2 separate regions of the Homo sapiens genome follow, and region 1 is linked to region 2. A link is a loop called in an ENCODE intact Hi-C map of the cell type or tissue named here. Cell type or tissue: CD14-positive monocyte. All regions are shown on one strand. Each heading gives the region's core, and the rest is flanking DNA. Links, peaks and the distances in the headings are about the cores only. Region 1 has its middle 16 kb from the start of IMPDH1. Region 2 has its middle 4.2 kb from the start of RBM28.

Evidence for each region. A loop is a pair of places that touch in the nucleus more often than their neighbours do. Peaks named below come from ENCODE experiments on the same cell type or tissue, not always from the same donor. Only the 100,000 strongest peaks of a DNase experiment are listed, where the experiment ranks them.
Region 1: a loop joins it to region 2, with 5 times the contacts of the local background. A loop is called at or near these places in 20 of 110 quality-filtered maps.

The regions. Positions count from the first base shown.
Region 1 is chr7:128,424,486-128,427,400 of GRCh38, reverse strand. No RefSeq gene overlaps it. Among named protein-coding and RNA genes, the nearest start is that of IMPDH1, 16 kb to the right of the region's middle. RefSeq lists a silencer at 1,350-1,509. In CD14-positive monocyte, for the core only: CTCF peaks have their summits at 1,240 and 1,439 (motif pointing right); a DNase peak (open chromatin) is centred at 1,430; H3K27ac peaks cover 252 bases.
Region 2 is chr7:128,346,629-128,349,543 of GRCh38, reverse strand. No RefSeq gene overlaps it. Among named protein-coding and RNA genes, the nearest start is that of RBM28, 4.2 kb to the right of the region's middle. RefSeq lists an enhancer at 1,720-1,799. In CD14-positive monocyte, for the core only: CTCF peaks have their summits at 1,591 and 1,800 (motif pointing left); a DNase peak (open chromatin) is centred at 1,783; H3K27me3 peaks cover 94 bases.

The DNA of each region.
Region 1 (2,915 bases), core at 165-2,664, 78 kb before region 2:
CCTCCCAGGTTCAAGCAATTCTCCTGCTTCACCCTCCTGAGTAGCTGGGATTACAGGCACCTGCCAGCATACCTGGCTAATTTTTTTTTTTGTATTTTTAGTAGAGACGGGGTTTCACCATGTTGGCAGGCTGGTCTCGAACTCCTGACCTCAAGTGATCCACCCGCCTTGGCCCCCCAAAGTGCTGGGATTACAGGCGTGATCCCCCACACCTGGACTTTCCTTGATATTTTTCAAATATCATGTGGAATCTCTGTGAATCCATTGTGGAGACTTGGAACACCTTAGTGAACAGTTTGGGAATTGTGGTATTAGGGGCTATCTAAGGTCAGCTGGGCAATTTACGTATCCTATCAGCACGTGGCTGGTATACCTAGCTGATGGGATTTGTGAGGAGGTTTAAATGAGAAGGTGTTTATAAAGCCCCCACACATGGCACTTGGTGCTGTACATTAGAAACACCTGGAGGAGCTAATGAACCCACAGATGTCTGGAACTCCACCCACGGATTCAATGTAATTGGTGGAGGAGGGGCCCAGATAGGAGAGTTATTTAAGAACCCCAGGAGATTTTAGTGTGCAGCAAGGTTGAAAATCACTGACCTACCACATAGTAAATAGAATATTGTGGAAATAAAGGTAATATTTTTATTATGGTTAGGAAGAAAGAATGCAAACCCCATATCCAAAGGCCTGGGTTCTAGAACTTCTTTCCCATTTACTGGCTGTGTGCTCTTGGGCAAGCCACTTACTGTCTCTTAACCTTTATTCTTCCGTGTACAAGGAGGATAATCATTTGTGTCTCATCTTAAGTCACAGGATTATGATGACATGTGAAATAATGAGTGTAAAACTGTCCTTTTTTCCTTTTTTTTTTTTCCCCCCAGACAGATTCTTGCTCTGTCCGACCAGGCTGGAGTGCAGTGGCCCGATCTCAGCTCACTGCAACGTCCACCTCCCGAGTTCAAGCAATTCTTCGGCCTCAGCCTCCTGAGTAGCTGGGATTACAGATGTCCCCCACCACGTCCGGCTAATTTTTGTATTTTTAGTAGAGACGGGGTTACACCATGTTAGCCAGGCTGGTCATGAACTCCTGACCTCATGATCTGCCCACTTTGACCTCCCAAAGTGCTGAGATTACAGGCGTGAGCCACCACGCCCAGCTGAAACTGTTCTTTAAACTGGGTAGCCTATACCAATGTAAGGCAATGTTGAGGAGTAGATGCGGCCTCTTTCCTCAAAGAGAGATCCAGAAAGGCTTCTGAAAACCCAAGACACTTGAAGACCATTGTCCTCTAGCAGTCTGAACACCATGGAGAGGCCCACAGCTGTGAAGACAGAAAGGGATGGCCCCGGTTCTACCAGGGCCCCATTCCAGTGAATGAAGGCAAAGAGCCTGCCTGAGCAAGGAGTCACTGCAGTACTGGAGAGTCCCAGAAGGGGGCAGTCTTGTCTCAGCACCCCCCGACATGGATTCAGGTGCAGCCATCCAAGCCAATTTGCTTTGAAAAAGTTTATGTGACTGTTTACAGATTTAACTTATTTTTATTAGCCACTGTACCATGGTACACAAAGTAATTACAAACTCAAGATTAAAATTAAGGCCATGTTGTAAAAACTAAAAAATTAAAGCTAATTTTTGTTTTTTTTGAGATGGAGTCTTGCTCTGTCGCCCAGGCTGGAGTGCAATGGCACGATCTCGGCTCACTGCAACCTCCACCTCCCAGGTTCAAGCGATTCTCCTGCCTCAGCCTCCTGAGTAGCTGGGATTAGAGGCGCCTGTCACCACGCCCGGCTAATTTTTGTATTTTTTAGTAGAGACAGGGTTTCACCATATTGGTCAGGCTGGTCTCGAACTCCTGACCTCAGTTGATCCGCCCGCCTCGGCCTCTCAAAGTGCTGGGATTACAGGTGTGAGCTACCGCGCCTGGCCTAAAGCTAATTTTTAATGTGCTTAAGGTTCTTCGGTAAGAGAGTTTAGCAAAACAATTTCTCTAGATTTCTTCTTTTTAATCACCATTTTGTCTTTGATTATGACATCTGTATTCATACTAGGCTTATATTTCATCCATGCAAGTTAGGTGTGCACATGTAATGAAAACAATAACAATGAAATCATTCCAATAGTTAGGAGATAAAACACTAGTTTTAGTGAATTAACAATAATACTTCATCCTTTCACTCTGAACACAGCCCGAGGTCAAGTGAAACCAAGTCTCAGGCTGCCAGAGCTCATGTCTGCAGAGTGTGTATGAAAATTCTCAGGGCAGCTGTTTGGCTTCAACTATCATGGTAATAATAGCTTTATGAAGCAACTGCTATGTGCCAGGTGTTTACTTAATATTAATAAACTGCTGTTCCTCATAGCATGTTAACAGAAGTCACTATCATCCTCATTTTTCAGAGGAAGAAACAACCCAGAATGCCTGTCCATGGTCATATAGCTAATATGGAAGGAACTAAGGGTTTCAGCCAGGCTTCTGTCTGCCAAGCTCATGGACATTCACCACATCACTCAGCTAGTCCCCATAACTTTGGCCAAGGGACTCTCTGGGATCTACTCCAAAGCCTCAGGCAGGACTATGGAGGAATATCTTTTCCCACAGCTCCCTGCTCCATCCCACATGATTTGCCCTACAGCATGATGAACCTCAGGTCCAGGGGGGTACCTGCCACCTACTCCCAGAAGTGGAATTAGGGCATGGCTGCAATAAGAATATGAATCCAAGGAATGGAGTAAGGGGCATAAGAGTTGGATTTCCAGCCTGTTTGTTGCTGGACTTAATGGGAACTATGTTTATAAACCATGTGGGCTCTTCCTGAATCTAGAAGAAAGGACAGCTGAAGGGCCTGTGTAGTTGCTGGGCCTCTGCACCCAACCAAGGCTTTCTGTGGCAACTGTGAAGAGGTTGTTGA
Region 2 (2,915 bases), core at 280-2,779:
GTCCTGCATATCACAGGGAGACCTGCAGGAGCATACACACTAGGCTCAAAGTGGAAGCACAGGAACCTCGTGATTTTTTTCTTCCAACTTTGCCCATCAGCTCCTGGGGACTGGAAGGGAGGCTTGGGAGCCAAGAGGGAAGCAGGCAGGGAAGCCAGGAGAGGGTAGAGCCCTTGGCCAGACCAGGTCCAATGCAGGAGTGGAAGAATTCAAGCACTACTCTCCTTGCAGATGAACATCTGTCTTGGCTGAGAGGAGCGTCCAGGGCCTGGGACCTCAGATGGAGGAGGAGAATCAGTTGTGTTTGGAGGAGAGAGAGAATCATAGTGGGGAAGAGAAATGGGAGGGAGGTGGTGCCGGTGCGGTGGAGGGATGGGACTAGAATGGTTTTGATTGCGTCTCCTCCATCACCTGGCTCAGAAATTCTTGCTGCATCCTCACTCTGGGCTGAGGCCCAGAGAACTGCCAACCTCCTAATTACAGGCATTTCTCACTGGTGTCATAGTGGCTGCAGTGGGCCCAGCATCAGAGTTGCTTTGTGTCATGCAAGGATTGTTGCTGCTCTGAGAAACTGCTCCCTTTCTTTCCCACTCACTCTTCTATCTGCCTCTCATCTGCCTCTGCTCACACTCAGCTCCTCGATGCCATCTCTTCCTCACACTGGTCCTTGCCAGCTCCTGTCTCTCTCACTCACTCTCCCCAACAAGGGTCCTTGGGTTCATGCACACACTTCCCGAAAGAGCAGTCCAAGCCCTGAATACCCTAGCCAGTCTCTCTGTTGGCCTGTCTATTGGTCTCTCTCTCTCTCTCTCTCTCACACACACACACACACACACACACACACTTCTGCACATACACTCCTTTTCTGTATGGCAGCTCTAAATGGAGTTGGGGGGAGGCAGGAGGGAGTTGAGGGAATACAGCTCGGTGTTCACCAGCTCCAACACTTCTTTGATTTTCCTCAGCAAGGATAACCTCAGCCCTTTTACTTCATAAAGAGGCCAAGATTTTGTTTAGAGGATCCTTTCCTTTTGTCTCATGCCTCATCCCTTACCCAGAGTGGGTTTCCCAGGAAGAATCCAGGTAGATCCTAATGCCTACACCCTTCAGTTCCAAGTCTTGGTATTGTGGGGACTGAAAGACAAACTCACATTCATTCATTTATTCATTCATTCAATCTCTTAAAGAATATTTACTGAATGCCTATGACGTACTAGGTGCTGGGAATAGACAGGTGAACGAGGTAGACACCAGCCATGAATTTACGAAATTGAAAGCCTGTTGGGGGAAGGCAGATGTTAAACAACTAATGACATAAATAATCACAATAGCACAAGTAATTAATTATAGTTGTGACAAGTGTTAAGGCCAAGAACTATTCTGTATTATAAGAAGGTTTAGCTTGCCAGGGGGAGTGGAGCTAGAGGGATGGGATCTGGAAGAGGCTGGCTGAGAACAGCCCAGGCCTCTCTTACTTCCTTTCCTGGCTCCTGCACAGTGATGGATGAGGAGGAGGCCAGCAGTTTATTTCCCCTGGAAGCCACATTGCTGGTGTGATGCAGGGTAGCACAGCACCTGCTATTTAATAAAGATTGCTGCATGTGTCTTGGGTAGATGGATGAGCAAATATTCCTGAGGAAAGAACCATTGCCTGCCCTGATATAAATGGATTGGAGGGGATTGGGCTGAGAGACAGATCGGGGAACCAGGTCTGAACCGTGGGGAGGGTAGAAAGGGTCAGCTGCACTGTTGTCCTCCCAGAAGGGCACAGAACCCTGCACTGTGGGTGGCTGCTGCCCCCTGATGGGCATAGAGACACAGTTAGATTTGTCCTAAATTAAGGAAGATTTGGATCAGAGCTATTTAAAACTTAGCATTTGTGGAGGGTCTCACAAAGGAATATTGGAACAATCTTCTCAGGATTGTTTTCCTTGTACAGACTGCAGCCAGGACTAGGAAGGCTTCCCCTTAGCTGGGGTTCTGAAGCTCACAATTTAATCTTTGGGGGTGGAATTTTAATTCCTAAGGTGATAGGAGTGGGCAGGAGGGAAGGAGAAGGAAGAGGAGGATGTGGAGTCCCAAACCAACTTTGTTACATGATCCATCCCATTGCCTTTATCTGTTTGTTTCTCTTTATCCTGGATAGGATTAACATAGCAACCTTAAAAATCTGTTTTGTATTTCAAAGCTTCCTTTCCTGAGTAATATTTTTAAATTTATTTTTAAATTTTTATTGTTATTGTTTTGAGATGGGGTCTCACTCTGTCACCCAGAGTGCAGTGCAGTGGCACGATAGCTCACTGCAACCTCCGCCTCCCCAGGTCAAGCGATCCTCCCACCTCAGCCTCAGAGTAGCTGAGACCACAGGTGCATGCCACCACAGCCCAGCTAATATTTTGTACTTTCGGTAGAGATGGAGTTTCATCATGTTTCTGAGGCTGGTCTCAAACTCCCAACCTCAGGTGATCCGCCCGCCTTGGCCTCCCAAAGTGCTGGGATTACAGGCATGAGCCACCACACCGGGCCTACAAGGCATTTTTTTTTTTTTCTGTCTGACTTTCTGGAGGGCCAAAGAATGATAACATCTGCTTATTGTGAGAGGGTTCTGAGAAAGTTAGCCAAACCTTTAGCAGAAAAATACCTAGGGGAAACCTTCAACAGAGAGGGCCCTTCTCCATCACAGTGCTCTTGCTCACTCCTCTCTCAAACAAGGGCAATTTTTCAAGAGTGTTAATGGGAAACCATTAGGCATCCACCTTAAGGTCCTATTTTGGCTCCTTCTGACTTAGTTTTGTTTCCTAATCTTAAAAAATCTTTAAGGGGCTCACATTTTTCTTCAATTATATATATATATATATATATATATATATATATATATATATATATATATAGAGAGAGAGAGAGAGAGAGAGAGA